Linked DNA regions of Homo sapiens: regions 1, 2 and 3 are each linked to region 4. A link is a loop called in an ENCODE intact Hi-C map of the cell type or tissue named here. Cell type or tissue: prostate gland. All regions are shown on one strand.

Evidence for each region. Peaks named below come from ENCODE experiments on the same cell type or tissue, not always from the same donor. Only the 100,000 strongest peaks of a DNase experiment are listed, where the experiment ranks them.
Region 1: it touches region 4 in a loop (6-fold over the local background); 11 of 110 quality-filtered maps call a loop at or near these places.
Region 2: it touches region 4 in a loop (3-fold over the local background); 6 of 110 quality-filtered maps call a loop at or near these places.
Region 3: a loop joins it to region 4, with 5 times the contacts of the local background. A loop is called at or near these places in 21 of 110 quality-filtered maps.

What each region holds. Positions count from the first base shown.
Region 1 is chr4:94,300,375-94,308,374 of GRCh38, forward strand. HPGDS (hematopoietic prostaglandin D synthase) reads right to left here. Exons shown (of 6, transcript NM_014485.3): 5 at 1,772-1,870. Among named protein-coding and RNA genes, the nearest start is that of HPGDS, 38 kb to the right of the region's middle. In prostate gland, a CTCF peak has its summit at 4,182 (motif pointing right); a DNase peak (open chromatin) is centred at 4,199.
Region 2 is chr4:94,401,896-94,409,895 of GRCh38, forward strand. No RefSeq gene overlaps it. Among named protein-coding and RNA genes, the nearest start is that of PDLIM5, 46 kb to the right of the region's middle. In prostate gland, a CTCF peak has its summit at 4,985 (motif pointing right); a DNase peak (open chromatin) is centred at 4,986.
Region 3 is chr4:94,617,399-94,625,398 of GRCh38, forward strand. PDLIM5 (PDZ and LIM domain 5) reads left to right here. Exons shown (of 13, transcript NM_006457.5): 8 at 606-793. Among named protein-coding and RNA genes, the nearest start is that of BMPR1B-DT, 140 kb to the right of the region's middle. In prostate gland, a CTCF peak has its summit at 4,280 (motif pointing right); DNase peaks (open chromatin) are centred at 4,283 and 6,313; H3K27ac peaks cover 6,802 bases.
Region 4 is chr4:94,728,059-94,736,058 of GRCh38, forward strand. No RefSeq gene overlaps it. Among named protein-coding and RNA genes, the nearest start is that of BMPR1B-DT, 25 kb to the right of the region's middle. In prostate gland, a CTCF peak has its summit at 3,928; no DNase peak of the experiment used is centred here; H3K27ac peaks cover 425 bases.

The DNA.
Region 1 (8,000 bases), 430 kb before region 4:
TTTTATCTTTGTGTTAGAAACTAATCTGTATGCTGTTACTTTGGCTCCATATGATTATCAAAGAGTGAAGTTTAAATGTGGCCCACTCTTTTTTCTTTTTGTATAGAATTTAATAAAGCTGATTGCTAGTGCCTCAGGAACTTATTAAACATCTGTCAGCCAAGAGAAGCTACTGGCTGGAAGACTCAGAATTCAGAATAAATCCAGAATTTATTCAAATATTTATCAAGCACCTACTGTGTGCCATGCCCAGGTTTAGGTGCTGGAGAGCAAGGTAGGATGCAAGCCCTTCTCTCATGTAGCTTTTATTTTAGAAGGGAAAAGCAAATATGCAAAATGATAGGGGTTAGGAAAAAAAAAAAGTGAAGTCATGTGATGGACTATGACATGGTCAGAGAGGACTTTTTAAGAGGTGACACGTAAGCCCAGGCTTAAATATAAAAAAAGATTAAGACCTGCAGTGAGCAATCTGGGGATTAAGCGTTCCAGGTATAGGGAAATGCGTAAAGGCCCTTAAGTGGGAATGTGAGTTAGGTCTGAGGGACACACACACCAGTGTGGAGCACTGTGAAGAAGGGAGAGAGTGCCCAGAGATGAGATCAGAACATCATTTACAAAGGAATCTTAATAGAAAATGAAAAATAAATTCTTAGAAATTTTTCAATAGGGCAGGGAGAGGAGCATTTTAGTAAAGGCTATGAGGGGAGTCAGAAGAAATGAAGGGGTATGTGAAGAGGTTGAAAGTTGAGAATAAAGATGTGGCAAATGTAGTTCTGTATCACCCAGAAGGGCTGAACAGGGCAGACAGCAGAGTGTCAGCATGCTACAAAAAAGCAGTCTTATCTCCCAAAATGCAGTCTCCCTGAAGGTAGAGACCTCCACCTACCACAACTTGTAATCAGGTTTAGATTTGAATTTTTTGGCAAGACTACTAGGTGGTAGTGTGCCTAGTATCTGGTTGTCTAACTTTTTTGTGATTATTGATGGTCCATGCCTACGCCAATTAATTTTTCTGGGGTTGGAAAGTGGTGATAGTTTATTTCAGTCTTTCTTTCTTATCTATTAACTGGAATACTTTCATGAAGACAAACTTTTTCCAACTGATCGAGATATAAAATGCTTCATAATTTATCCTGATATAAAATACATATGAGTTTATACTGTTAGCTGTAGTTCAAGTTCAGGAATGGATATTTACTTGACCTTACTCACCTTACATCTCTATCTCCGTTCTCCCACATTGAAGATCCTGGTTCTCAGTGACATCAACACAATTTATTTTTGTACCCACAATATAATTATAATAATACCAGAAAAAAAATACCAATAGTTTGTAGTACCACCAACAATATGATTACTGAAAATAGTATATGATTTTTTGTTGTTCTAAGCTAAGAGATATCTGTCTTAGATGTATAATCAGATTAGTGTGTTTTACAAATGATACTTCTTGAAATAGTTCTTCTCTAGTAGAGTACATATGTATTCTGTGTGTTCTCTATGCACCTCTTTTGCATAGTTAGGTTCATTTACTTTGCTTTGATTTTTAGGATAGCTTTTTAAGTTTTCGCTGCCAATATATAATTATATAAAATATGGTTCCAAAGTCAAATCTATTTTTTAAAAAGGTTTATTTAAAGAAGTTTAACCTTTGTTCTTGCTGTAAATTCTATCCCCTCCCTATAGGTAACTTTTTTTCAGTAAGTTTTTATACTTCTATTGGTTTGTCCTTTTATTTGCTTGAATTTTTTAAGATATAAAACATACTCACAGAGTTACCAATAAGCCATTCTCTCCCCCCTAAATATGTGTCCAAGTCTTGCATAAGATGAGGCGCATTATACGTGAGCAGCTCATTGAACATCTGCTCCTAGGAGAAGGAGAAAATATCACTTTAAGAATAATGAGAAGAAAAGTAACATGATCTGAGGAGGAAGTAGATTTCTCCATCTTTATTCTCCCACATGAATTCAAGAAGAAAGAGAAGTAGCTAGATTTTTTATTCAAATTTATGACATGGAGATTTAGGTCTGATTCTCTATAGATGTGAGTCATCTCTTTATTGCTCATGGATTAAAAAAATAGTTTTGTGTCACCAGTTCTTAGTTTCTTTGTGTATAATGACTAAATATTTTACCCACAAAATCTTATTTTTTCTTAAATTTACTAAAGTGAAATGATTCTCTTGTCTTTTTAGATTCCTAAAATTTCCCTCTTTCTTAACCTAGCTTTTTTAAAGCTAAATAATGTAACTGAAGGTAAAGAAATTTATTTTATTTCGTAAGGCTAGACTCTTCTAGTTTGGCAGTTCTTCGTTTCACTATTGCGTTTATAATGAATCATGATCTTGGGCCTTTATGTATTTTCTCATTGGACTACCATTGTGCCTCATTATCAGATTTGTCCATCTTGAATATCATCTACAAAATGCATCATCTAGTTATCCCCTCTTGATATATAAACAAATATTATTTAAAAATTAACATCCTTAGGAAAATATATATAAAACATCCATTTTTTTAATTGTCATCATTTTTCTACTTAAAGCTCTGAAGACCAAATAATTTACTCAAGGCCTCTTTCTTGATAAGAGATGTTTGTTTATATATAAGAATTCTGCCTGTTTGAGTCTTGGTTATGAAATAGAAGCCAAACTCAAAAATATAAAATGTATATATCATTTATTAATATGTCTAAATGATCTATAATGAAATCCAACCTTTATTAAGATAAGTCAGATAGTGGATACTGTACCAATTTGCTGATTTACTTGCTGTTATGATTATGACTTAGCTAGATGGTATATACTACCACAACATAATGCCTTATATTTAGAATACAATTTGCAAAAGCATCCTTACATACAGGTTGAGCCTCCCTAGTCCAAAAATCCAAAATGCTCCAAAATCCAAGACGTTTTGAGCATGCGCATGATGCCCAAAGGAAATGCTCAGGGGAACATCTCAGATATCGGTTCTTGAGATTTGGTATGCTCAACCAGTAAGTATAATGCAAATATTCCAAAATCTGAAGAAAACCCCAATTCTGAAATACTTCTGGTCCCAAGAATTTCAGATAAGGGATACTCAACATGTACTTACATATGTTTGCCAGATTTAAAAACCGAAGCTTATAAAGCTTGTCATTATTTTGACTTTATGTTCTTTCCCTTGTTCTATAAAGTGCTCTGTGGTCAGTATGTTCATAGTTTTAAAGAAAACATTAGTTATGAGTCTTTCTGCTGCTTACACAGAATTTGTAATCCCATTGAAGGGCAGTGAGTCGATAACCATGTGGTGCTTGCCACAGATCTGCTCACCTCAGTTGGCATCAGTCAGAAAAGTAATGGCCAATTTGATTGTTGGACAACTTTCCAAAAACTCCTGTGTGCACTCCTGGCAAATTCTGTTCTTCTAACGTGCATTTCCAGAGCTTCAGGTGCACCAATGTTTGTGTATATGCAGAGTCAAATAAAACTCTTATATCTGTGCTACTGACTTCTCCTTGAGCCCAGATTGTCTTTGTAAGTTTGGTGAATTATTTCAGTCTAATGAAATGTAAATTAATAAACAGTGTAATTAGTATTTAAGTTTCATTTTAAAGTACAATCAACCAAAATAACATAAAGAAGATAAGATTTGATTACACTTCTTTTTTTTTCCAGATATATTTTAAAAAACACATTTCCTGATCCATCCTAGATAGCCACTCCTTTACTTGATGGATTCAGAAATTTCTAGCCTCCCTTTTCAGAGGAGGTTTTTTCACCCTGAGAATTTGTTGCTATGAAAGTTTAACAAATGACTTTTAGAGAGGTTCGTATATTTCTCAAAAGCATTTTCAGATATGCACTACCAAAATTATTTTGTGTTGGAACCACGACATCAGAATGTCCTCAGGCCTTCTCATTCTTCTTCCCCATCCTGTTCTTTAGATGAGGAAATGGAAACACAGATACATTAAATAACCAAAGTAACACTAATGGTGAGTTCAAGGATTGTCATGGTGACCAATATCCAAAGGCATCTTTTGCTTTTAATTCTTTTTTTATTGGAAATGGAATTTTTAGTAATAAATACTGTAAAATTGTGTGTATTTGGTAGATTTTTAAGGTGTATATGACAAGAATATATTCACTATCCATCTTAAGTGCATCAATATTCTGCCTTTGAAATTTTCACCTGACCACAAGATGGCAGCAATGTAGCCCACTACCAACAGTCTAAGAAATGAAATACAGAACAGTGCATTTTTCATTATATATTAGCCAAGTCCTGCTTGTTAATTAGATAGTCTATAGCTATCAGCAATGTTTCTGCAACGTGTTCTGCCTTTGTATGATTTAATCATGAACTTGGATTGCTGTGTCCTTTGAAATTGTTTTTTTGGAATTGGTGGTATGTAAGAGAGTTGTTATTCTAATACAAAGGTAGAGTGTTACTCTTATCATAAATGTTCGAAGAATATTTTCCTCTGGGAGGTGGTCTCTGTTATGGAGCCTCAGCCACAGAAAGGTAGAAAATAGAAAAGTAGAGAAGAGCAAACTGATAAATTGATAGACTGCACATTAGGGGGGTGTTTGGTACATGGAACAAAAATCTTTAGACACTTCTAAATTGGAGAGCATCTGTTTCTACATTTATAATGATATGTAAAATACAGATGCCATGTCTGACAAATAGTAAAAACAATTAACACCAAAGTATATAACACTATTAATTATAATAGTTAATATTTAACACTTCCTACCTAGCCATAGGCACATATGCTAACATTTAATCCTGCCAACATACTTCAAAGTAGAGCCTGTTGTATTCCCACTTTACAAAGAGTTTGAACTATAAATAGGGAGTTAAGTGACAGCTAGTAAGAAGGGAATCAGGATTCAACCTGGCAGTTTGACTCCAGAGCCTAAATGTACTTATGTCAAAAAGTTGTATTTCTATCATCAAAGCTGAGCTTCATTATTTCCTGGCTAGGCCTATATATATACGTGTGTGTGTGGGCAGACCCTACACACCTTACATTTATATCATGGAGTTAGTCAATGTAAATACTTTTGTGTCCGGATATCTCTATTCAAATCAGAAGGTGCTAATTAAATAGTATTTACAATAAATACTAAGTAGATAGTATGTGCTTAAATATGTGCTTAAGTAAATTGATAAGACTGCCTGCTATTTGTGCTGTGGCTTTCGACTATAGGCTTTAGCTTTAACATGTACATAAATATTCATGCGCAGCTGTTTTGAACAGCTGCTTGCACTGTGGTATTATACCCAGTGGTTAAGAACCTGGGGTTTGAGTCAGTGACGATTTGAATTCCTTCTGCACCACTTCTAGCTGAACAATTTTGGGTAAGTTGTTTACACTACATGAAACTCTTGTTTTCTTACTTGGAAGATGAGGATAACAGCAGTTTCATTCTAAAGGAATGCTTAAATTAGTTACTAATTTAAGCAATTGTATACCTAGGTGATGAGGCTATGGGATCTAAATTCAGCTGTCTGGGCTCAGTTCACAGTTCTGTCAGTTGTGTGACTTTGGGCAACTCTGTAACTTCTGTTTCTCAGTGTCTTCATCTGGAAAGTGAGCATGACAATAAAAAGCACTTATCTTGAAGTGGGAGGAGGGCTGACTGAGATAACACATAGAGCTGAGAGTAACACAGGCACATGGTGTGCATTTGATGAGTGTGGTTCTGATCACTTATTCAACAAGTGTGTAATGCCTACTATGTAAAAGGCACTGTGATGGCGGTGGGGGATCAGTTGAATAATACAGACATGATTCCTACCCCACGATGCATCCAGCTTGAGGAGACAAACAACAAACAAGTAATCACACACCACCTGCCAGTCTCTTTAAAATAGAGACTGTGATGAGCGTCCTAAAGGAAACCACTAGAAGCTGTAATAAAGACGTCTATTTAGAATTCTGCATAAAGATGAATAATTTGACAAATATATATCATTTTGCATTCATCTCTAAACCACAGTAATGAATATTTTTAAAAAGATAGAACCCACAAGGAAGTGGAAAGAGAGGAGATAAGAGCAAACAAAATTTGAAGCTAGTAAGCAGATGGGTGAATGGCACCTGTGAAGGGAAAGCCAAGAACCAATCCTATCAACAACACAAAATCCTTAAATGGCTCAGGAAATGACCGGATATGTCTAGAACTGGGGTTAAGGAGGTTTGGGAGGGGATAAAATGAGGATTGGTGGAAAACTATTAAGCGGTTTTAGCATGGGATGTTCTTCATTTTACATTACTAGACAGCTGTCCCTTCCCCATTCTTAGCGGAAAACAGCCTAAGAATTTTTATAAATTTAGAAGCACAATATCAGAAATTTAGAACTCAAGGACTGATGAGAAATGCTTTCTAAAAGTAATGCAGAAAAGCCAAGAGACGGGAAATAGGAAAAGAGCCAACCAACATCTGAATTACTGGAATTCTACTATAATGGAACAAAGAAAATAAAGGGGGAGGAAATCATTAATGAAAGAATTAAAGGAAATGTCCTTGAACTAAAGGACATGGGTCCCAGATTGAACGGAATCACCAAGGAAACAGCACAATGGATGAAAACAAGATCATACCAAGACTCACCATTGCAAAATTTTAGAACTCTAAGGGCACGTGTTTTGTAATCTTTCAGAGTGGAAAAAAAATAGGTCACATACAAAAGGTCAGTAATTACATTGAATTCAAACTTCTCAACAGCCTTTCAAATACTAATGAAAAACTACTTTCATCAGAATTCTACACCCAGTCAAACTATAAACAAGTTTGAGAATAAAATAAAAACATCTTTAAACAAATAAGGCCCCAAAAGCCCCAAACTTTTATTTCCTATGACCAGTAAGCTCTTAGAGGACTGTTCCACAAAAGCAAGGAAAGAAAACAGGAGAATGAACCCAGGAAAACATAAAAAAAAAAAAAAAATCCTGGGTAATAATAAAGATCTCAGGATGACAACTGTGACCAAGTATCTAGGACAACCATACCAGAGCGAAGCAGTGTGACTCACAAGATAGACATATCCATGCCATCTGTCATAATCATATCTGCTGTCATCAAGCCTTCATTTTAACTTTTGGAATACTAGAGGATGTGCCCCCAAATAAACAATGGAGTAAACAAAGAAAGAAGGCAGCATCCAGGAACAGGACTCCAGCTCCATAGAATGGCATCACTGGAATAACAGCAAAGGGAATTCCAATGATGACAGCTGTGCAGAAAACCTGGAGAACTCCACAAAGAATGGAAGTCTCCTAGAGAGCGCTCCAAGAAATATTGGAAATAACAGATGAACTGACACTACGTTGACCTTGTGGAAAATCGTATTGGCAGGCTATTGGATACTGTGGAAAGTCAGCAGTAAAAGTGAAAAGAAGCAAAAGAAAGCAATTACTAATTTTAAGGAAGAAAAGTGAGAAAGAAAATATAAAAGCATACTACAGTGCACAGTTCTGTGCATTATTTGCATAGCCTACTAATCACAGGATAATTAACCAAAAAATTTTCACATCACAATATTGGGAGCTTGGTGAAAAGGAAGCAGAAAGGATGACTATGTAAGAGAAAAATTGTTATTTCAGGTTGAGATCCCTTATCCAACATGCTTGGGAACAGAATTGTGTTGAATTCCAGACTTTTTCAGATTTTGGAATGTTTGCATATACATAATGAGATATATAGGGGATGGGGCCTAAATCTAAAAACCAAATTCATTTATGTTTCATTTACACCTTATACACATAGCCAAAGGTAATTTTATACAGTATTTTCAATAATTTTGCACATTTGCTAAAGTTTGTGTTAAGTACTTACATGTGGAATTTTCCACTTGTGCTGTTATCTTGGTACTTAAAACGTTTTGGAGTTTGGGGCATTTTGGACTTCAGACTTTCAGGTTAGGAATGCTTAACCTGTACTATCATAAGTCCTGAGAAATCATTTACAATTGGTCAATCAGAGGAAGTCATATTTATTT
Region 2 (8,000 bases), 330 kb before region 4:
TAAAAATTCCAAATGTGCTGAAAAGGTACAAGAATGGTACAACTCATCTTTTACCTTTTACTTAAGATTCACCAAATTCTTAGCATTTCATTGTAACTGTTCTTTCTCTTTCCCCTCTCCATATATATGTATGTATATGTACATATATGTGCACTTAGTAGTAAATTTAGTATGGTATCTTGTTGAATCTTTCTTTTACGGCATCATGGTATAATTACAAAATTCAAGAAATTTGACATTGATGAATTACTATTATCTAATATGCATCCCACATTCAGATCTTGCCAATTGCCTCAGTATTGTTCTTTACGGAAACTTCTTAAAAATTGGAGGTCCAATCCAGTATATGCATATCATGAATTCCATATCTTTTTAAAGAAAAATAAATTATCTTTTTTTGTTGTTTTTGGCTTTTCTTTTTTAAAACTTATATTTTATGTTCAGAGGTACATGTAGATGTTTGTTAGATAGTCAAACTCATGTCATGGGGGTTTATTGTACAGATTATTTCATCACGTACTAAGTCGAGTACCCAATAATTATTTTTTCTGCTCCTCTCCCTCCTCCCACCCTCCATCCTTAAGTAGGCCTCAGTATCTGTTGTTTCCCTCTTTGTGTCCATGTGTTCCCAACTTTTAGCTACCACTTATAAGTGAGAACATGCGGTATTTAGTTTTCTGTTCCTGCATTAGTTTGCTAAAGATAATGTCCTCCAGCTCCATCCATGTTCCTACAAAGGACATGATCTTGTTCTTTTTTATGGCTGCATAGTATTCCGTGCTGTATATGTACCACGTTTTCATGAGCAAATCTGCCATTGATGGGCATTTAGGTTGATACCATGTCTTTTCTATTGTGAATAGTGCTGCAATGAACATACCCGTGCATGCATCTTTTTGGTGGAACAATTAATATCCTTTGGGTACATACCCAGTAATGAGATTGCTGGGTTGAACAGCAGTTCTGTTTTTAGCTCTTTGAGGAATTGCCACGCTGCTTCCTACAATGGTTGAACTAATCTACACTTTCGCCAATAGTGTATAAGCATCTCCTTTTCTCTGCAACTTTGCCAGCATCTGTTATTTTGTTATGACTTTTTAGTAATAGCCATCCTGACTGGTGTGAGATGGTATTTCATTGTGGTTTTGATTTGCAATTCCCTAATGATCAGTGATATTGAGCTTTTTTTCATATGCTTGTTGGCCACATTATATGTTTTCTTTTGAAAAGTATCTGTTCATGTCCTTTGACCTCTTCAAAAAGATTTATCTTACCTAAAATTAGAAAATGCAGGTGATGGCCAGGCATAGTGGCTCACACCTATAATCCCAGCACTTTGGGAGTGGGCAGATAACTTAGGCTCAGGAGTTTAAGACCAGCCTGGGCAACATAGTGAAACCCCATCTCTACAGATAAAAATAAAAATAACTAGCCAGGTGTTGTAGTGTGTGCCTGTGGTCCCAGCTACTCAGGAGGCTGAGGTGGCAGAATCGCTTGAGCCCGGGAGGCGGAGGTTACAGTGAGCTGAGATCATGCCACTGCACTCCAGCCTGGGCAATAGAGTGAGACCCTGTCTCAAAAAAAAAAAAAAAGAAAGAAAGAAAAGAAAAGAAAATTCAGGTGATATTGTGTGTAAAGATTGTTAATCTCATCCTCATGGTACCAAGAAAACAATATTAAAATTATTATTTATCAAATATCAGTTATGAACCTAGCACTGTCTAAAATCTTGAAATTTTAGAAAAGATGTCATGGTTCTTGTCCTAAAATTACACACAGTATAGAAGCTGAAGCAAATCTAATACCCCAGTAAAAACTGGCTAATAAATAACCCTTACATTAGTTATATTTTGCAGCAAAATAAGCCACTCTTAAACTGTCCTCAGTTTTAAATTGCTAGACAGAAAAAAACAACATTTATATTTCTGGCTAGCAATTCTGTGAGTTAGCAATGCCAGCTGGCAATGTCAGTTGGCCAGTTCTTCTGCTGGTCTTTCCTGGGCTCAGACATTCAGCTGCATCTGCTGGTTGGGTTGGCTGGGGGTTAGTGGTTCTTAGGACAGCCACACTCATGTGTCTTGCAATTGGTGCTGGCTCTTGGTTAGTATTGGCCCTGAACTGGGAGACAGAGATGGCTGGGCTACATGTTTTCATCAACTTTTTCATTTAAGTGTCTTAGGGTTCTCACAAGAAGCAAGACAAGGCAAGCCCCAGTGCATAACACTTTTCAGGTTTTTTGGTATCACATTTGATTATTGTCTCTTTGGCCAAATTACGTCAAATGGCTGGGTCCAGAGTCATTATAGGAGGATCTATCCAAGGTCATGGATACAAGGAGGCTTGGACAAATCGTGGCCATTAGTGCAACAAAATACTCTAAAAGTATAACATTTGACTAGAATGAGATCGATGAGCAATGTCATGGAATAGGTATTATTTTGTAGCCACATCTTACTAAAAAATCAAGTATTAAAAATTATGGTATAATCAAAATAGGCTATAGGAATTATGAGACAAAATTATTATGGCTATAATAGTTTACGAAGGGCCTAAAGGAAAGAATGGCATGTAATGGCTCTCCAAGAATAGACAGGAATTTGATGCATTAAGAGGAATCTCTGGACAGAGGTTTAGAAGTGAGTAGTTAAGGGATACAACCTGAGAAAAGGCACAGATGACAAAGAACATGACAGGTGTGGGATAGTGAAGGAACAAACTTAAGTATAGTAGATAGCCCACCGGGAATTCTAGAAAATAAGACTAAATAAGTAAAATCAGCATAAATTATGAATGAGGACATTTTAACGTCAGACGTAAATTCAAATTATACTTTCATGATATCAAGAATATTTTAGGATGAATCATTTAGTATCAGAATTAAAGCTGGATGAGGGCAGGGATGAGCAGTAAAAACCAGATATACATTTAATACAATAATCCAAATTAAAGTACAAACATTGAAAATAGGGGGACTGGGACAAATACATGAAACATATTACATGAGAGGAATGGAAAGGAACAAATTCAAGACAAATTACACATAGAAAATAATGAAACTTTAAAACGATAGATTTAGACTCAATACCTCTTTCCTCCCACATCCCCTTTCCCTTTACAGCACAGTCTTTCATATATTTGAAAAGAGCTAAAACAGCACTACATCTTTCGTATTTTAGAAGTAATTTCCCCAGTTTAAGTATTCTTCATATGGCTTCCCACATTTCCTGCTGCTGAATACTATGTAGTTTGTCGATATCATTAAACTCTGATGCCCATAATAGAGAAGAGTATTTCACATGTGTCTGACCAGGGTAGAGTACAGCACTGATCTAAATACCATACTTATATTAATGCAGGCAATGTCTACATTGGATTTTTTTCCCTGTAATATCACACAATCAGTTCATATTTATCCTATAAAATCAACTAACTTCCTCAGAAACTTTATGAGGTCAAAGTCAGACCATATTCTAAGTCAGTTTACCTTCAAATATTTTTCACAGACCAGGCTCTAAAAATATTTTAAAATTAAGTATATATATGTATATATATATATATTTTTTTTTTAAAGACTCACTCTAGACATGGGCAAAATTTTTTAAATGTTTAGGGATATTCTGAAATCTTTTAGAGTGACTTGTTTTAGGATTCTCTTGCTGCCATTACGCAGCCCTATCATATGTGGATGCACAAATGAATGTGGTATTTAGTACAAATGATGCTCTTTCACTTACACGATGAGAATTTACTGATCTTGGTTATAGAAACAATTCTAAAACCTCTATTCCTGTTCCTAGCAGACACTTCACCCTTAGAGATCAAAGAATTTGAAGTCGTAAGATATAAATCGACTGGGAATCCAGACATTTTTCTGGACACTCATGTACATGACAGCAGGTTCATTAATAATTAGGTCGTTACACCGACAATTAATCAAGTCATGTCATTTTAATACATGGAAAATAAACCTGTCAGTGACAGCTTAACCACCTTTCATCTTCTTACAAGCAAGGCAACAAATAAATATGACAGTTTAAGAACAGGTGTAAATAAGAGACACGGCTCAGACAGGAATCTTCTCCTCTCCCTTTGCCATCCTCCCCCATCACACACACCTACACTAGTTTTATTTAACACCGTAACTCCTCTCCCATTATGATTTTCTTTTTTAAAAATTGCAGCTGAAAATACTGAAAATCATCCCAATGACCAGTGAGTCAAGCATGTAAGATCAAATGATTATTTTTCTAGTAAATAAGATACAATTACTGGCCAGGCACAGCAGCTCATGCGTATAATTGCAGCACTTTGGGAGGCCAAGGTGGCAGGATTGCTTGAGGCCTACAGTTCAAGACCAGCCTGGACAACATAGCGAGACCCCATCTCTACAAAAATTTTACAAATCAGCCAGGTGTGGTGGCACGTGTCTGTAGCCCTGCCTACTCGGGAGGCTGAGGTGGGAGGATCACTTCACCCCAGGGAGGTCGAGGCTGCAGAGACCCAAGATCATGCCATTGCACTCCAGCCTGGGTGACAGAGTAAGACTCTGTCCCAGAAAAAAAAAAAATATATATATATATATATACACACACACACACACACACACACACATATATATATGTATATATATATAATTACTCTTTGACCTTGATGGGAAAAGATGTACCATAAATTTTATCTTTGTACTTATCATCACCTATATTGCAGGCTTCTTCGGGAGTAAGAACTAGAACTATCTTAGTACCTTTTACATTTTGTTAAATGTAAAAATTTTTTATAGCAACGAACACAACCCACCAATACATAAAAATACAATGAGAATATGTGCCTTTTAACAAGGTAAATGAAAGACTTTTGTGATGTGAAGATGGGATTGGCAATAGATGGTAAACTTGAAAAAAAAAAATAAGTAAAAGAGGCAACTTCTCCGGGATATGCTAAAGTACCTGAGAAGTAGAAAGGACACCACTAGAGGGCGGTAGCCTCCTCGCTTGCCATAACTAGATTCTCTTATGCGAAACTTCCTACACCTAAAGTTGTTCAGTATTTCTTCCAGCTAATACTTGATTATTTTCTTCCTCCCACAGCAAATATCTGTTATGTTGTTTCACTAACCTTGAAATCCCAGTGACTCGGAGGTATAATATAATGCCTAGGAGTGTGAGCTTGAATAGAATATTTAGAACCTATTGTATTTTTATTGCTATTTTGGCCAAATAACTTTGAAACAAGCTGACACCTGAGATTTGGGAGAGATGTCATTTCTCACACCAAGTACTATGCACACAAGTAAAATTTAGTCTGTGGCCTGGCAAACGCTAGTTAAGATTGCTTCTTCTCAAGTCACACTTTGCCCTTTATCTTAGCACACAGGCAGCTGCGACAAGAGAGCCCTTTTGCCGAAAATAGCTTTCCAGCAGCCTGTCACTTTCCCCGAATCCATTAAGAGAGTGGTTCCCAACCTTTCAAAATGAGGACCCTTTACAAGCAAAATTTCACAGACATCTATGTGATAATTCTTGAGCTCTTAAAATTGGAGGTTAATATATCTATAACATCAAAAAGATAGTATAAAAAAGATACTATAATTTCAGTAACACCTTTTAATGAATTAGTATTGTATTAACCACAACAGCGTACATTTAAAAGATAGATAGAAGTACAAATATACAAAATATAATATTTAGCAGTTAACAGTTAAGGCTCATTGCCTAAGCAGGTTCATGAACCCCTGATGTAAACTCATGGTCTACCCCTTACGTACCCCACAAGGTCTGGGGTGTGCAAAGAGGGAATTGTTGAATTTGTGTATTATCCCACCAGACATCCAGTTTTAAGATGGAAACATCCTATTTTCTCATTTGACTTTTTTTAATACATCACAAACTCTCAGAAATGGAAAATGTGTATCTTTCTGCATACAATTAAGAAAGACCACAGTTTCTGGCATTCATCAGTTAACAAACCTAATCTAAGTTTGTGTGTAGCTGCTTACATATGATCTTCTTGTGAAGATTTACCAGGGTTCACATTTTTAAAATATCCATGAAAGTTTGATCTCTCAAAGACGTCAGTTCCACATACAGTGTGTCAGTATGACCTGAAAAAATTTCTCTGGTGTCCTAATGAGTACGTAACATGCATTCTTTAGCTTGAATTTCCTGTGAGTTTTGACATCATAGATTAAATATCTCCTGGCATATTAAAAGAGTATCTGGAGTCATGTAGCTCTGAAGAGAGCCAAGATTCCATAGCTCATGTTAGCTGACAGTGAAACTCCACCACTTAATTCTGGGAAAAGTCAAATTCTATCTTGTACCAAAGTCACTTACTGTACATACATTCTGCCCCTGCTTCTCATTGGAAGTGATCAACTGAAGGACAACATTTTAATTAAATAAAATAAAATGGTTATGTATTTAATTTAATTAAACATTCATGCTAGTTTAACTGTTATCAAGGTAAGATATTAAATATAATAGGATCCTATACAGTACTAAACTGAAGAAAATAAACTTACTCAAAAGACAGCATTCAATTCCTATGTCAATTAAGAAGCCATCATGTAAGATAGGGAAAATTAATTAATTATACTTTTCTATGTGTTGCTACTTTTCTACAAAACAGAAGTGATTGTTCTTATCCTTGTTAAATATACACATTCTTGTTAAATACAGAAAGGGGTTCTATGAGTCAAAGGCTGACAGAGAAATATAGAAGCTTGTCTGGAACCTACACCAGTGCTTCCCATCTATTTAGGTACAAGGTCCTCTTTTGAACATGCTAACTCCACAGTCTTTCACACTGGCAAGTCTGGTTTACGTATGCATCTGTGGGCCCTCGTCAGTGAGTAGAACTCTCTGGAATTTGGAGGCCAGAGTTGGGAAGTGCTGATCTGGGTTAACCTTCATTTTCTGAGGTCTGGAGAGATTAAGTGATTTGCACAAAATTACACAATTAACTAGGGTAAGCTACAGCTAAACTACAAGTCTCTTCAAGCTCTGTCTCATACAATTTCCACCACCCCCTAAATTATAGATGAAAGTACACAGAGTCACAGAAAGAAGATTCCTATGCTAATTCGGAGCACTGTATTTTCAGGCAAATTTATCAGCTAAGTGCTGAGAGCGCTACTGCACTTTAGATCTGGAAACGCAGAAGGGTGCTCAGGAAACTTATAAATAGAATGGTTGCAGATAGTTTGATGTCAGCTTTAGGACATAAATAATGTTTAGCAGGTGTCAAATCAAGGCTTGGTTCTGTCTGACATTTTCATCAGTGACCTAGATAAGACATTGGCAATCTATGGAGCTAAAGTCTCTCAAAAGAATTTTACATTTTCCTTCTGCTGTCTCCTGCCCACAACCTGTCACTCCTTTTCTTCTCCCATAATCATGCCCCATGCCATTCCCACAGCTCAACTGATCTCAGTGAGAAGTTAGATTATTTAATTAATTACTACTAAGTTGTCAGTGACTAATATAACAGCCTTTCCAAACATCTTAGAGACCTTTAATTTTTTTAAATTAGTCTATTTATCCAAAATAATAATACTCTTTAGTGGGTGACACATGTATCTCTGTGCTGACTAGACTATTTCTTCCTGCCAAGCATGACCATAACTCCTCTAAATTCATTTTTTTTTAATTCTTGAAAATGTTGAAAGGATGGCATTTTTTCTACCTGAAACTGAACTAAACCTCTGAACTTTCCTCAGTATGATGCTTCAGGCAGCTACTAGCAATTAATCAGTGAAAATCAATTGGCGCTTGCCATGAACCTTAATTTGCCATTTCTGATGTATATGATGTGAATACATTCCTGTGTAGAGGTAGAGAATAATATTTTATAACCTTTCAAAAACACCCCCATAGCCCATTTTATTTGAAAAAGATAAGGTTACACTTCTTTTTGTTGTTGTTGCTCTCCACTCCTTACATATAAACAATGCTAAAGCTTGCAGAAAAAGAACATGTCTACAACTTCAATTTTATCAAAGA
Region 3 (8,000 bases), 110 kb before region 4:
CTGTTAGGCAAGGGTTGTTTCTTGTTTATTGTTTTGTGGCCAGTGCATAGCACAACCAACGTTTGGCATATAGTAGGTGCTTAAATATTTATGAATGAGTGAGTATGTGAGTAGAAGGAGTAACTGGGCTGGGAATGATGGCTCACACCTGTAATCCCAGTGCTTTCGGAAACTGAAGTGGGATGATTGCTTGAGGCCAGGAGTTCAAGACCAGCCTGAGGAGCATAGTGAGACCCCTGTGTCTACAAAAAAAAAAAAAAAAAAAAAGTAGAAGAAGAAAAAGAGTAACTGGTAAGGGCTGAGGTGTCAGGGAGACTTTTATCATTTAAAATGATTAACTGTGTAAATTTTCAGTAGCCTAATTTCTCATGGTAGACCTTTTAGAAAGAATTTTCAAAGTATGAAACAAATGCAATCTGACTCCTTTTTCTTTTTTTCAGTTTTAAAGAGAGGCAATCCCTCAGTCATGACTTCAAAGATTTTCTTTTCTAAAGAATTGATTAATCAATGGATTTTGATTGATTAATGGATTTTGAAAAGAAAGGATTATTGCTGAGTTACGTTGCTACCACTTCACCAAAGATGTTTCTTTATTTCCTTTACAGTAACTCTCAGGAGCCTTCTCCGCAGTTGGCTTCCTCGGTAGCTTCCACACGGAGCATGCCCGAGAGCCTGGACAGCCCAACCTCTGGCAGACCAGGGGTTACCAGCCTCACAGCTGCAGCTGCCTTCAAGCCTGTAGGATCCACTGGCGTCATCAAGTCACCAAGCTGGCAACGGCCAAACCAAGGAGGTAGCCCAGAGAAATCTCTTGCGTCTTGCTTTTCGTAATGAGTTTCATTATGAAAATGTGTTCTGGGATATATGGTAGAATTCACTGGTAAAACCCATTCTCAATAACCTAAGATTTAGAAAGGACTATCAGGATTAAACTATAGCTATTTTTCTCTCTGAGACATCTCATAAACATTCTTTGTGTGTATTTGATACAGTCGCATTTGCTATTCATAATTGTAGGATTGGGCATTTCCTTGTTTCCCAGAATAGGAAGCATGTGTTAAATTGTAAATTTGGGTCTTATTTAATAACAACTATATTGTTGGAAGGTTATCCTTGGAAATATAACATTTTAGTTTTGATGATATGTACAAATAACAACCACAGAAACATTTATTGCCATCAAACAATTACTGAAGAAAGCATCTTCCAATTCTTGTTCTTACAGTTTATGTAGCATAGGGGAAGAAGGACACAGTACTAGAAAGAGCATTTGAGCAGCAGGATGGAACTGCCTGGCCTCAGTTTGGAAACCTGAGTTCTCATTGACTTCTACAGATTAACAGCTTTAAATAAAGTCACATAACCTCTTTGACACCCTCAGTTTTCTGATCTGCAAAATGAAGAAAGACTAAATCATTTCCTATTTCTCCCAACATGAACAAAGTTTATGATTATGTAAAAAAAAGTACCCCTTTTAACAGGAAAATGGGACTGTACTTAAATGTTGCTAATCTCAGACTCAGCCTTCATCTCTTCTCACTCTTTATGCTCTCCCTGGGTGATCTCTCATCCAGGTTCCTTTCATTACTTAGTTATCGATAATTTACAGATCTTTCTCTCCAACTGAGTGATCTATTTGCCATCTCCTGGTGGCACCTCAAATCCAGTATGTCTGAAAATAACCATTTCCTATCTCTGGGAATTGCACATCCACTCAGTCACCAAAGCTAGAATGTAGACTTTTAGACCCCACGCCCCACATTCTCACAGTAACTAACATCTAATGGTTTTACTTTTTATTATTTCTCAAATTTCTTCTCTGTGTCATCAGAGCCATTGCTTTGATTCATGACCTCTTCATTACAAATGACTTCTAATTTCCCTGTCTCCTTTCCCCTCCTTCAGTCTGTCCCCCATACCTCCATACTACAGCAAGTGATCTTTCTTTTTTTTCTTTTTTTTTTTTCCACGGTGGCTCACGCCTGTAATCCCAGCACTTTGGGAGGCCGAGGCCGGCGGATCACGAGGTCAGGAGATCTAGACCATCCTGGGTAACACAGTGAAACCCTGTCTCTACTAAAAACACAAAAAATTATCCGGGCATGGTGGCGGGCGCCTGTAGTCCCAGCTACTTGGGAGACTGAGGCAGGAGAATGGCATGAACCCGGTAGGTGGAGCTTGCAGTGAGCCAAGATCACGCCACTGCACTCCAGCCTGGGCGACAGAGCGAGACTCCATCTCAAAAAAAAAAAGAGAGACAGGATCTCACTCTGTTGCCCAGTCTCCCAGGCTGAAGTGCAGTAGCACAATCATAGCTCACTGTAGCCTCAACCTCCAAGGTTCAAGTGATCATGCCACTTCAACTTCCCTAGTAGCTGGGAATTATTATTATTATTTTTTTTCTGGTAGAGGTGGAATATCACTATATTGCCCAGGCTGCCCTCGAACTCCTGAGCTTAAGCGATCCTCCCACCTTGTCTTCCCAAAGCATTGGGATTACAGGTGTGAGCTCTCATGCTTGGCCAGCAGCAAGTGATCTTTCTCAAACTCTGATTTGCTGCTTTACTCCTCTGCTGTGGATGCTTGACTATCCCACCCTTCCTTAACAAATCATTTAGGACCTTTTATACTTTGGCCCCTACTAACTTCTCAGCCTCATCTCCTGCTTCACCCAATTTATAATCTGTGCTTGGTTGCACTAAACCATCTTCAGTTTCCAAGACATGGCATACTACCATGCTTTTGAAAGTTCTTACCACTCTGTACAGAATGTACTTCTTCACCTAGCCCTCTAATTTCTAGTCGTTCTTCATCAGTTTTGAGATGAATGCTGATTGAGTACCCAAGGGGCCACTTTTCACAATGTGATAGCTTTAAGAATTGATCATAGCTGAGTGCGGTGGCTCCTGAGGATCACTTGAGCCCAGGAGTTTGAGATCAGCCTGGGCAGCATGGCAAAACCCCATCTCTACTAAAAATATAAAATATTAGCCAGACATGGTGGCACATGAGCCTGTAGTCCCAGATACTTGGGAGGCTGAGGTGGGAGCATCATCTGAGCTCAGGAAGTTGAGGCTACAGTGAGCTGTGATTGCACCACTACACTCCAGCCTGGGCAACAGGAGTGAGATACCTTGTCTCCAAAAAAAAAATGGTCACTCATTATTCTTTTAAGAATATTTTTGAGATTTGTAAGAGTGAATTTTTTAGTTAATTAAGTAGGAATCCATCTTTGTTTTTGTATTTTTCACAGTGTTTAAATATATTAGATACTAAATAAATTATTTATAAATTATTTTTAGAAAACGTTATTTATACAGTCTATTTTATAGTGGCATGTGTTAACATGTCACTAATTTTGCTAAGAAGCTAGAAGTGGCTGGGCACAGTGACTCACGCCTATAATCCCAGCACTTTGGGAGGCTGAGGCGGGCGGATCACGAGGTCAGGAGATCGAGACCATCCTGGAGATCAAGATCACCTGATGGGTAAAACCCTGTCTCTACTAAAAATAAAAGAAAAGTTAGCCAGGCGTGGTGGTGGGCACCTATAGTCCTAGCTACTCAGGAGGCTGAGGCAGGAGAATCACTTGAACCCAGGAGGCGAAGGTTGCAGTGAGCCAAGATGGTGCCACTACACTCCAGCCTGGGTGGCAGAGTGAGACTCTGTCTCAAAAAAAAAAAAAAAAAAAAAAAAAAAAGCTAGAAGTATTTCTATTGTGTTGGAAAGAGGACAGGCCATGGCATATGAGTTAGACTATTTTAGAGGAAAGACTTTCATTACTTCTAAAAACTTAAAACATTTAGTCTAATGTTATTAGTCTCTGAAATTTCTGGACTACTAAAAAACACTTAGTCTAATATTATTAGTCTCTGAAATTTCTGGACTATTAACTGACTTACCATGATCTATTCTTTTGGGGAAAAAATGCTAAGCTCAGCCCCATACATTTTTGAGTTATTTCTATTTATTTAAAGCCTATGTATGATGATGAAGATTTTCTGTAATTACTTTGTGCATTTGAATACAGAAAGTAATTTTCAGAAAAATGCTATTGGTATGGTAATTGGAAGCTAACAGGAGAATGTTTTGTAAAAAGCAACGAAAAGACTAAATTTCTGAGGTAGAAACCGAAGAGAAGGCACAAAGTATATGGACAGTGGAGGACAGAAAGTTTATATACGGCCTTTGGAAGTTCAGAAGTTTATGGTTAAAGTACTGCTCTGCCTTTTAAGTGGAAAGAAAAAGTTCATTTTTTTGAACTCTTGGCGAATATAGTACAGCAAAATTACCACAAGAGGGCGATGGAGTGCTTTCTCCAAGTCTAATGAAATTTGTGAGAATAATCAAAGTAGGCCAATATTAGCAATTATAATAATGAGTCACATGGTTAGTGTTTAAAACATTATGCTTTTTCTAGAAAATATAAATGAATTTTATATGAGCAAAACTACAATATAAAACATTATACATTATATAACATTATAAAACAAAATTATAAAAAGAATGTTTTCCTGTTGTGAAGTCACAGTTGAATTACATCATAATTCTTAGCTCAATTTTGAAAATATTTACTGAGTTCTTATTTATCTTGCTCCAGGTGCTATAAACAGGCATTTATTCAGTTATTACGTTGTGGCAAAGTTAACTTATTTTGTACTATTTTGGAAAATTTAAAAATAAAAACAAAATTCCCAGCCACTCAAATTCTTCTGCCCTACACAATGGTATACCATAGTTTAAAGACAATAACAACAACAAAATCATCTCAGAATGTACTCTTAGTCTTAGATAAATAGTTTCAAAAGCTTCCTGATGCAAATGAAAAAGTCTTTTGATTTAGAAGGTGATAGCGGATTCATCATGTGTTTATGCGTTCCTGTTTAAATTATGGATAGCAGCTTAGGTAAATTTAGTTCATTAGATACAAATGTATGTATAAAATATTACTATCTTACAAATGTAATGAAATGTTTTTCACAAATTCAGTCATAAAGTCATGAAGAGCCTTTCTGTGTTGGAACACATCAGTTTTCTAATTTTAGTTTAATCATATACAAAATGAGAATGAATAATTCATTAGAATATAAGCAATGCTTTGATAGATCTGGACCCGTTGTTCATTGAGCCAGTTTTCTGACTGGTGGTGGCCCCCCAAAATAGAAATGCCTGCCCTTTGCAGGTATGAATTTCAGAAGGTTAGCATTTTTGTGAGCCTTTTCCCTCTCTCCCTCCCTCCTTCCCTCCCTCTCTCCCTCCCTCCCTCCTTCTCACCTTTCCCTCCTTCCTTCCCTTCCTCCCTCACTCTGTCGCCCAGGCTGGAGTACAGTGGCACAATCTCGGCTCACTGCAACCTCCACCTCCCAGGTTCAAGTGATTCTCCTGCCTTAGCCTCCTGAGTAGCTGGGACTACAGGTGCCTGCCACCACACCCAGCTAATTTTTGTATTTTTAATAGAGACGGGGTTTCACCATGTTGGCCAGGATGGTCTCAATCTCCTGACCTCGTGACCCACCCACCCCGGCCTCCCAAAGTGCTGGGATTACAGGCATAAGCCACCACGCCCGGCCTCCATTTCTTTAACTATTAAAATAAAGACCTTAAAAGCTTCTCCTATAGCATTCTTGTGAAATCAAATGATATAACTAGGCTGCAGATACTTAGAGGATACTCAGAGGTTAACTTTCTATGCCTTTATTCCTTTTCTTGATGGCATTAATAACTTACATTGTTACTGTCCAAAAACTGGTTCTCATGTGATGTCCCTGCTTGAAAATGTTTGGGGCTGTCTGCTGCTGGTCAAAATGCTTAGCTTCTTAACAGAATTTTTGGTCCCCTTGCAATCTCAGGCCAACCTTCTTCTCCAGCTTCATTTTATAACACTGTTCCCTATAGTCCACTCACACTGAAGTTCATGAGTTCATATCATTCCTTGGCACACACTTTTCTGCTTTGTACAAGCTGCTCCTTTTATTTGAAATGCTTTTCCATCCCTTCTACTCCTGACAAACTTCTCTTTACCTTTTAAGACCAGCTTGTTCCCCCTTTGTGAAGCTTTCTTGAGCCCTCTTGTTACCTGTTCTTTTTCAATACTCCTACAAAATTTCAATAATGTCTTTGTTATAGCATTCATCCTGTTCATTTTAATTGTTTACATAGGTGTCTTTTACGACTGTTTTTAGATTCCTTTGAGGACAGGGACCAAGTCATACTGATCTGTTTTACAGCATCTAAACAATGCCTGGCACAGTTTATAGGCCCTCAGTAAATGTCCCCGAGAAAGTGAGTGGGTAGAGAAGTCAGTTGTCTTATTTAGGACATCATACGATCTGAAGGATGCAGAATTCATCTGCCAGGATATTGTTCTGTCCTCCTGCCAAACTTGAAATTCCCACAACAGTCATTGAAAAGGTGGGAGCACTGTCTGCCAAAGGCTGCTATTAGAAAATAAGCATGTTGCTAAGGAGAAGGGAGCTCCACTCTTCTTGAAGCATTTAACTCTCTTCAGAATTAAGATCGTGAACATGAGCAGTACCATAACTAGTAATACATTATTTATTTTTGGAAATTAAAAAATAATAACAGTTGTAAAGCCCCATGATAGGAATTTTTTTTTCTCAAAAGTATGAGGGCTAGGCACTGTGGCTCACACCTGTAATCCCAATAGTGTGGGAGTTAAGGCAGGAGGATTGCTGGAGGTCAGGGGTTTGAGACCAGCCTGGGCAACATAGCGGGACCCCCATCTCCACAAATTAAAAAAAAAAAAGAAGTTGGCTGGGCATGGTGGTGCACGCCTATGGTCCCAGCTGCTCGGGAGGCTGAGATGGGAAGATCTCTTGAGCCTGGGAGGCGGAGGTTGCAGTGAGCCAGGATTGTGCCACTGCACTCCAACCTGGGTGACAGAGCTAGACCCCCATCTAAAAAAAATGTGATAATTTACTGCATATAAGGAACCAAGCAGTGGAATGCAGAGGAAATATTAGGAATGTGGGATCGCCCATTTTGTCATTGTGGACAAATTAGCTCGGATGCAAAACACCAGTATATAATATAGAAATCATCAAAAAGGTGCAAAGAAGAGTCAAATCAAACTATGAGTCCCAGTTCAGAGGCATGGAGGTGTGGATCAGTGGAAAGGGAAGAAAAAGACTTAAAGTTCTGAGGATACAATCTTGAGGTAAAATATGTATTTGTTTATAGTGAAGTCCTATTTTATGCAGGAACAATATTTTAATGTTTGTGCCTAAAACAAAATAGCATGTAGTCAACGACCCTTGAACATTTTTAGGAAGAGGCCGATTTGGAGAGGGAGCAACATATGCAAAAACTGAGAGAATTTGGCTTCGGGTAGGAAAGACAAGTAGTTCAGTATGTTTAAGACTGTCTAGTGGCCCAGAGAGAAGGTTGGCTGCATTAATGGGGGTTTTGAATGTAAGAGTGTGGACTTGATGCTGAAAGGAAGCTATTAAAACATTTATAAGCCGGAAGTGGCAAAATCAGACTTGCATTATTAAAAGATTATTATAGCATTAATGTGTTTAAAAGATCATCATGACTTCATTGTAGAGATTAAGGTTGGAGACCTGGAGACCATTTAAGAAGTTATTCAGGTAATCCAATCTGGAGATAGATAATGAATATTGCCCTGGGCAGTGGCAGTGTTTTGGAGAGAATTCCCTGGGCAGGGTGACTGCAGGGTATTTACACTTTAACCTAACTGGGCTGCTGGTTTTAACCATTGCCCTCTCTGGGAACTTGACTCCCTATAGAGTACCTATGTATCCTCTGTTAAAACACCCGTGGAGGATTGTATTCAGTTTATAGCATATTAGAATGCTACCTTCATACTTTCTTTAATTGTGTGTACACACAACTCCCAGTTGAGCCCTGTTTACTCTCATGTCCCTGGTGTTGACAAGAAATTAGTGGATATTATTAAACGTGTCCATGGAGGCAGGCATTCTACTGAGGAAAATAAAAACATATATTGATATTAGTTG
Region 4 (8,000 bases):
TGTTTCATCACAACACACTCTGTGACACTGTGCCTGCTATTCCTTCTCTTCTTCATGTAACACAGTCTTGTTCATCCTTAATAACTGGTGATCTTTAGGGTCATTTACAAATGGTCAGTTTCTCCTGCTTTCAGGCATTTGGTAAGATCGCTCTTTTCCCATCCCATTTTAAATTAGATGTGGTCATGTGACTTGCTTTTTCCAATATGTGGTGAGCAGATGTGCTGTATTCATCAGGCAGAAATTTCCTGGCAGAAGTTTCAAGGGCAAGGGTTGCCGAGTTCTCTCCCGCTGCTCCAGCTATCATGAAGTTACCTGTTGAGACGAAGTCTCTGTCACCAGGGGCTCCTAGTGACTGTACTGAGCAGTAGTTTCCTGCTAACTGGAATTGGATGTGTAACATGAGTGATGTGTAAAACTTGCGCATGTATTAAAGCAACGGATGCATTGGTGGTGTTTGTTACCATGGCATAACCTCACCTAACCTGACTGACAGAACAACACAACCAAATTCAAGTGTGACTTTATCTAGGAAGCCTGCTCCTAGATAACATCTTTCCCACAATGACCTGTTAATCACAATTTTCTTGGTGACTTCATAATGCTTTTTCCATAACTTCATTGTTACGCTTGCCACAGTGCTTAGGGATTTTGTTTACATGACTCTTTCCCCTATCATGCTTTGAACACCTCAAAAGAAAGACCAGATCTTAGATACCATACCCACCCTTTCTCATTTTTTGACACATTGGTTGGCACATGGTTGCTATTTAATGACTATTTTTAAATAAATGAGAAAAAGGACAATCAGGAAAGCCATTTTCCTTTTCTGATTAGAAAAGATTTTTTAACAGCTTAAAGAAGCTGTTAAAACAGAGAAAATAAGTTCATCAAGTTATCAGACCAACCCTTTTGTTATTGTTCATGTGAGGTAAAGAATGTATTAAAATTATTTTAATATCTGTTTTGTCCTGAAATAATTTCAAAGGATGATAGTTTGGTAGTCAATAATTTCATTGATAATGTAAAGATCATCACCCAAATCTCTCTCTTTTTTTTTTTTTTTTGAGATGTATTCTTGCTCTGTCGCCCAGGGCGGTGTGCAGTGGCACAATCTCAGCTCACTGCAACCTCCGCCTCCTGGGTTCAAGCAATTCGTGCCTGCCACCATGCCCGGCTAATTTTTGGATTTTTAGTAGAGAAAGGATTTCACCATGATGGCCAGGCTGGTCTCGAACTCCTGACCTCAAATGATTGACCTGCCTCGGCCTCCCAAAGTGCTGGGATTACAGGCATAAACCACCGTGCCCCGCCACCCAAATCTGTATGTTATAATTAAGTTACACCTTACTTCACTCACATTAAGTTAATCATTAGTATTGTGGTTTCTTATGGATCTTTAATTCATTCGGCAAATATTTATTGACTGTTGTGCTGCATCCAGTGTTGTGCTAGGCCCTGGGAATGTACAACTGAATAAAACACAATTCCTGACATCAGGGAGCTTATAGCTTAGTGGGGCAGAAATACAAACAGGTAATTATAATACAATGTGGCACAGGCAATGATTGAAGTACATGCAAGGTGTTATTTATGAACACAGAAGAGACATTAGTCCTGTCTGAAGAGTTTAAATCAGGAAGATAACATGATCACATTTACAATCCAGCTATTTTCTTCTGGTTGTTAGGTTACTGTTTTCTGTATGACGTGCAATGGTTATAGAATGGAGAGATGATGGCAAAATCAGAAGGTCTTACTGATTGCGTTGATGTGGGAGTAAGAGTTGGGAGGAAACAAAGATGATACCCAGGGTGCTAACTTGCATGATTGAGTATATGAGAATGGCACAGATTAAGACAACAGAAATATAAATAGATTTATGTAAAAGTTAACAAAATGAGGTGGACAGGTTCAGTCTGATGTATGGGTGAGGTTTTCAGATTCTATATCCTTCAGAAAATTGAAAATACACATCTAAAGTTTAAGAAGATAATGATGCTGGAGATATGGATTTGGGGTTACTAACAGACAGCTGATACCTTGAGAAACTAGCATGTAATGAGTGGCAAAGGAAACAGGAGAAATTCAGACATATTAGAGCTGTGGTTCTTATCAGGATAGGTACTTCCTCAAAGGGGGGCATTTTTGGTTATCACAATGATTGGAAGTACTATTGGCATTTAGTATCCTTCAATGAAAAAACATTTCCATACAATTAAGAATTAATTAACATTGCACGTCTTTTGAATCTCCTGCTGGACAGTAGGTAAAAATCTGTTTATAATTAACTGAATGTGGAAGCTTACTCTATTTTATATGTAAACAGAGGATTTTATTTTCAAGGTTTCAATATACATTGATTTTTTTTCCAGTAATGTAAGTACCTGATAAATAATTGCACTTTCTTTTTTTTTTTGAGACGGAGTCTCAGTCTGTCACCCAGGCTGGAGTGCGGTGGTGTGATTTTGGCTTACTACAACCTCTGCCTGCTGGGTTCAAGTGATTGTCCTGCTTCAGCCTCCCAAGCAGCTGGAATTACAGGTGCCTGGCACCATGCCCAGCTAATTTTTGTATTTTTAGTAGAGACGGAGTTTCACCACGTTGTCCAGGCTGGTCTCGAACTCCTGACCTCAAGCTATCTACCCGTCTTGGCCACCCAAAGTACTGAGAATACAAGCATGAGCTACTGCGCCTGGCCATAATTGCACTTTTAATGTTTGAAACTTTACCAAGAGCTAATCACCATTTTGAAAAACCATATAATTGATAATATCCTTGGTATTTGAGTAACTCAACTATGTATCAATCTATATTGTAATTATCACAATTGATAGGTTCAAAGATATAGGTTCAATAACCTTAAAGATATAGGTTCAAAAAATCTGATTACAATACTTACTTATGTCTTTCAGTGTAGTTAAATCAAAGTATTTGCATGTCAAGATATGTACTAATTTTACAAATTACCTTATTTTCTTCATATTGGTTAAAACACTTTATTGTGTATTTTTAAACATATGTAATGTGAAGATACATTACTAGTTACCATAGGATCCTAAATGGGGCATCACAGGATGTAGAGTATAAAGAAGGAGTATGGTGACACACAGAGTGGATAAGCTGTCTCCAAAATCTTAAAAGGACTAAAAGCATTGTCCTTCTTTCTTAGGTGTGGCAGATATGAGATGCAATAATTTGTCCTTTATTTTTGAGGGGATAGCCTTATATGTCCTTAAAAAAAAGTCACTGTAAACTTTAAGCTCCTGAACCTTCAACCTTCATAAGGATTATTTCCCATCATCTGGAATGTATTTATCTTTTTTCTTTTTTTTTTTTTTTTTTGAGAAGACAGTCTTGTTCTGTTGCCCAGGCTGAAGTGCAATGGTGCAATATCAGCTCACTGCAACCTCCGCCTCCCAGGTTCAAGCAATTATCCTGCCTCAGCCTCCCAAGTAGTTGGGATTGCAGGCGCACACCACCACACCCAGCTAATTTTTGTATTTTTAGTAGAGATGGGGTTTCACCATGTTGGTCAGGCTGGTCTTGAACTCCTGATTCAAGTGATCCACCTGTCTTGGCCTTTCAAAGTGTTGGTATCACAGGCGTGAGCCACTGTGACAGGCCAGAGTGTATTTATCTTGCTAGGTAGAGACTTCTGCAACATCCTTAAGAAAGATTATAAGGGCCAGCCTTCAACTAGTCTTCAACAGAGAGGAGTGGGCCACTTCTTCAGGCTCAAAGGGTTCAGCAGACTCAGATTTCAGAGTTCTTGATTGCATTGACCCAGATGTTCTTAAGTCCCAGGTCCTTTCCAATCAAGGTGTGATAATCAAATCAGATTTGAGAGTACAAACTTCTGGACTTCACCCCCTTTCTAATTAAGTCTAATGTTTGATGCTTAGCTTTTTCTGCCCTCTAGCTGCAGAAGATGAACCTCTTTATACGCAGCCAAGGACAGTCTATAACTTGCACTTCTTAAGTTGGTGATTAATCACCATTGTCTTCATTGTCTTTTTTCTAATGCATCAATAATACCCAGCAACAGACATCTAATTCCATGGTCCTTAAAAGCACCACTTCCTCCATGCTTCTCAAATGCCTGAGACAATAGTATCCTTCAGAGCGTTCCTTTCCACCGGTATCCTATACTCCTTAACCTCTCATGAACAATTGAACTGCTACAGCTGCCAGGAGCTTTTGATACTCCGTCTGCTGAGCCCCTTCCAAAGCCCCACTGCAGAGCTGCCTCCTAAGAATACTTCCAGTACCAAGTCCTAGGTTGGGTTTCCTGGAAACAGATGCTGAGATGGAGGTTTGCATGTAGCAGGATTATTGATTCATGCTCCTGGAGCAGCACTTGTAAGGGAGTAAGAAAAGCATGATTGGGAAGAGGAATCAGTGGCAACAGAGACCTCTGCTGATCCCACAGAGAGCTCTGCAAGTGGGATGGCCCTTCAGAGGTGTCCTGAGTTAAAGCAGGAGAGCCTGGAGACTCAAACTCACATAAAATGGTGATTAGATATAAGCAGTCCCTGAGGATGGGACATAACCTTGGGTGAGGCAGCTACCTTTGACCAAAAATAATTCCCAGAGAGGGATGCAGTTGTGAGCCATAAACAGTCAAATTATTATTAAATTATAACCCCAGAACAGGGGAGGGGAAAGGAAGGATAGGTGCCTTGGGCCGAAGAGGGTGATCTGGGTGTGCTCCACAGCATCACTACAGTTAGGAATTTTAGAGGTACTGGGGGAGGGGATGAGAGAACAGGATTTCAAGGAAGAAGGAAAGATGAACAGACTCATGTCCCTCCTGCCCGCTTATCATTGCCACTTTCTAATTCAACCAAGATGTGGAAAAAGCATGAGCTTTGGAGTCTCACACACATGTGTTCATATTACAGTCTGAAACTTGCTAGCTGTGAGATGCTAGACACTGGTCTAGCATAAGAACTCATTAACAATGGTCATGACCATTTATGGAGTTCTTACTATATACTGGGTGCCTTCCTCAGTGCTTCACATGTACAAGCTCATTTACCTGTACTAATCCTATGAGGGAAGTATTATTACGTTTCATGTGAGGAAACTGGGCACAAAGATGTTTGAGGCCGGGCATAGTGGCTCAGGCCTGTAATCCCAGCAGTTTGGGAGGCTGAGGCGGGTGGATTGCTTGAGGCTAGGAGTTTGAGACCAGCCTGGCCAACATGGTGAAACCCCATCTCTACTAAAAATACAAACATTAGACGGGTGTGATGGTGTGCACCTGTAGTCTCAGCTACTGGGGACACTGAGGCAGAAGAATGGTTCGAACCCAGGAGGTGGAGGTTACAGTGAGCTGAGATCACGCCACTACACTCCAGCCTGGGCAACAGAGCAAGAATATGTTGCAAAAACAAACAAACAACAAAAAACCAAAGATGTTTAATACTTTGCCCAAGATTTCAAAGCCAGTAAGTGGCAGAGTTGGGGATTGGAGCCCACAAGTCATCTTCACAGCCTTAGCCTTTAACTATTTTTTTGCAGTGCCTTGTTCTCCTTACATAAAATATTTTGTTATAAGAACTCACGTGTGTAGTGTGCTTGCCACAAAGTAGGTACCTGATAAATGCAAATTTCCTTGTAGTTTCCTCTTGGATGGATTTCTGGAATTATCTAGTCTACACTGATCTTCTGGCCCTGGTTCTGGAAGGGTTCCCATCATCCCTCCCCCAGCAGGGCTTTCTAAGTGCTTTGACATGTATGAGCAGTTGAGACCAGAGTTTAGATGCTTCATTCATGCCTGGTATTCATATTGCCTATGTTGTTGCAAAATAGATGCTCTAAACATTTACAAAATAAACGAAAGAATAGAAAATGGATATTTTTTAAAGGTAGTTCCTAGAAATGTTCTATTGCAAGATTGTGGTGGTGGTTAAACTACTATGTGCATTTGTCAAAACTGATTGCATTATGCACTTCAATGGGTACATTTTATTATATGTAAATTATTCTTCAATGAAGCTAATTTAAAAATAGTTTTAACTCTTAGAGTAATGAAAAAGAAGCTCCCCATGATACATTTTACCACATGGGATGCTGGGAAGAGTTTTCTGCCACTAGAAAGGGAATCTAGTGGTACAATTAGGTCAGCCACTGCAGAAAGATTAAGTTTCTGGTTCAACCAAGATAATGTAACAACTTGGGCTCAGTGTTTCTTTAATTGATTTACTGTTTCCTCTCTGCTGCTTCTGTTATTCTGAGACTACTTTGAGTAAGTTTTAATTTTAATTTTAAACATGACTTACTAAATTTTCTAGGAAATTGAACCTCAATAGTGCTGTCATATTGACCATATCCATAAAACACAATGGACAGGAAACAGCATATTGCTTTACAGTTCCAAATAGGCACATACAGTAATCTCAATCAGCCATGTTCACACAGGCAGAAATTCCACATGAACGATAAGAATCTGGAATGAGAATTCTTCAGATGCTATTACTTTTTTATTTTCTGAAGGTTGAGAGAATAAATTTGTATGTTTATTTTCTTAAATTGTCAAGCCCTAAAAATTAACTTCATATGTGTTATGGTTATGAATAACATCACTGAAAGTCATGTCATTCAGTTTGGAAATACAAATTAATATCTAGTCAAAAGAATCAACTGTGAGAATAAATCTTGAAAGTATTGTTCAAGAGCAACTTACCGTAGTTTTCTAGAGCATAAATTCCTTCTGGTTTTTGGTGTCATGCTAATAAAGATAAGATAATAGGATATGTTGGGTTTTAAAAATATTTATAGTAATAGGGTTATAGATATAATTTTGTTAACATTATATAGGGTGAAAAAAGATGTATCATGTTTTACTGAATTCCTGGTTTTTTGGTATTGCTCATGTTTTTTTTTTTTTTTTTTTTTTTTTCCTGAGACGGAGTCTCGCTCTGTCCCCCAGGCTGGAGTGTGGTGGTGCAATCTTGGCTCACGGCATCCTCCTCCGCCTCCTGGATTCAAGCAATGCTCCTGCCTCAGCCTCCCGAGTAGCTGGGATTACAGGTGCCCGCCTCCACACCCAGCTAATTTTTGTATTTTTAGTAGAGACAGGGTTTTACTATGTTGGCCAGATCCTGATCTTGTGATCTGCCCACCTCGGCCTCCCAAAGTGCTGGGATTACAGGCGTGAGCCACCGCGCCCAGCTGTTTTTGTTTGTTTTTAAGCAACAGAACTATAAGTTTTTAATCTTTGTTTTCCCAGCCTTATTACAGTGGTAACATTCAATTAATACCCGCTTACTAACTGACGTGAACAAAAGAAGCCGTCACGTGTTACTTCAAGAATAGCTATTGGGCACACTGAAGGCCACAGAGGCAGCTCTTCCCAATGTAGACAACAGGTTATTGCTGGGAGAGGCTTTAGAAATCTCAGTCTATTAACAAGTACAGTTAATAGAAAACAAAACTAAGGTCCAGTGAGGTTGTGGTGATTAGTTCAAGGTTATCTAGCAGAACCAGATCTAGAATTTAGGACTCCTGTGTTCTAGTTCATTTCTCTTTCAACTACCTGATACTGGCCCCATGTATTTTTAATCATCAGATAAGCATTCACTCATTCTATTGTAAACAAATACCTATTGCACTCCTACTAATGTCAGATGCTATCCTAAACATTGAGGATAAAATACCAAACAGTACACATGCCTTACTTTGTGAAGCTTAGACTTGAGTAGGAGATGCAAATATAAATATGCAAATAGAGCATTACTAAATTTCACTTTATTATGAGAATAATTACAGCAAATTTTAAAAATAACTTATTCTGTTAATTACTTCACATTGCAAGCACTATGCTAATAGTCATATAACCTTATTTGGTGCTCACCAAAACTCTCTGCGTATTTATAATTATTTCCATATATATGGAAATATATATTTCCATATATAAGGTTTCTGAGGTTGAGTAAATTGCCAGGGCCACTGGGTTCTTTCAATGTTCTGCCCAGAGGGTATAGACTGCAGGG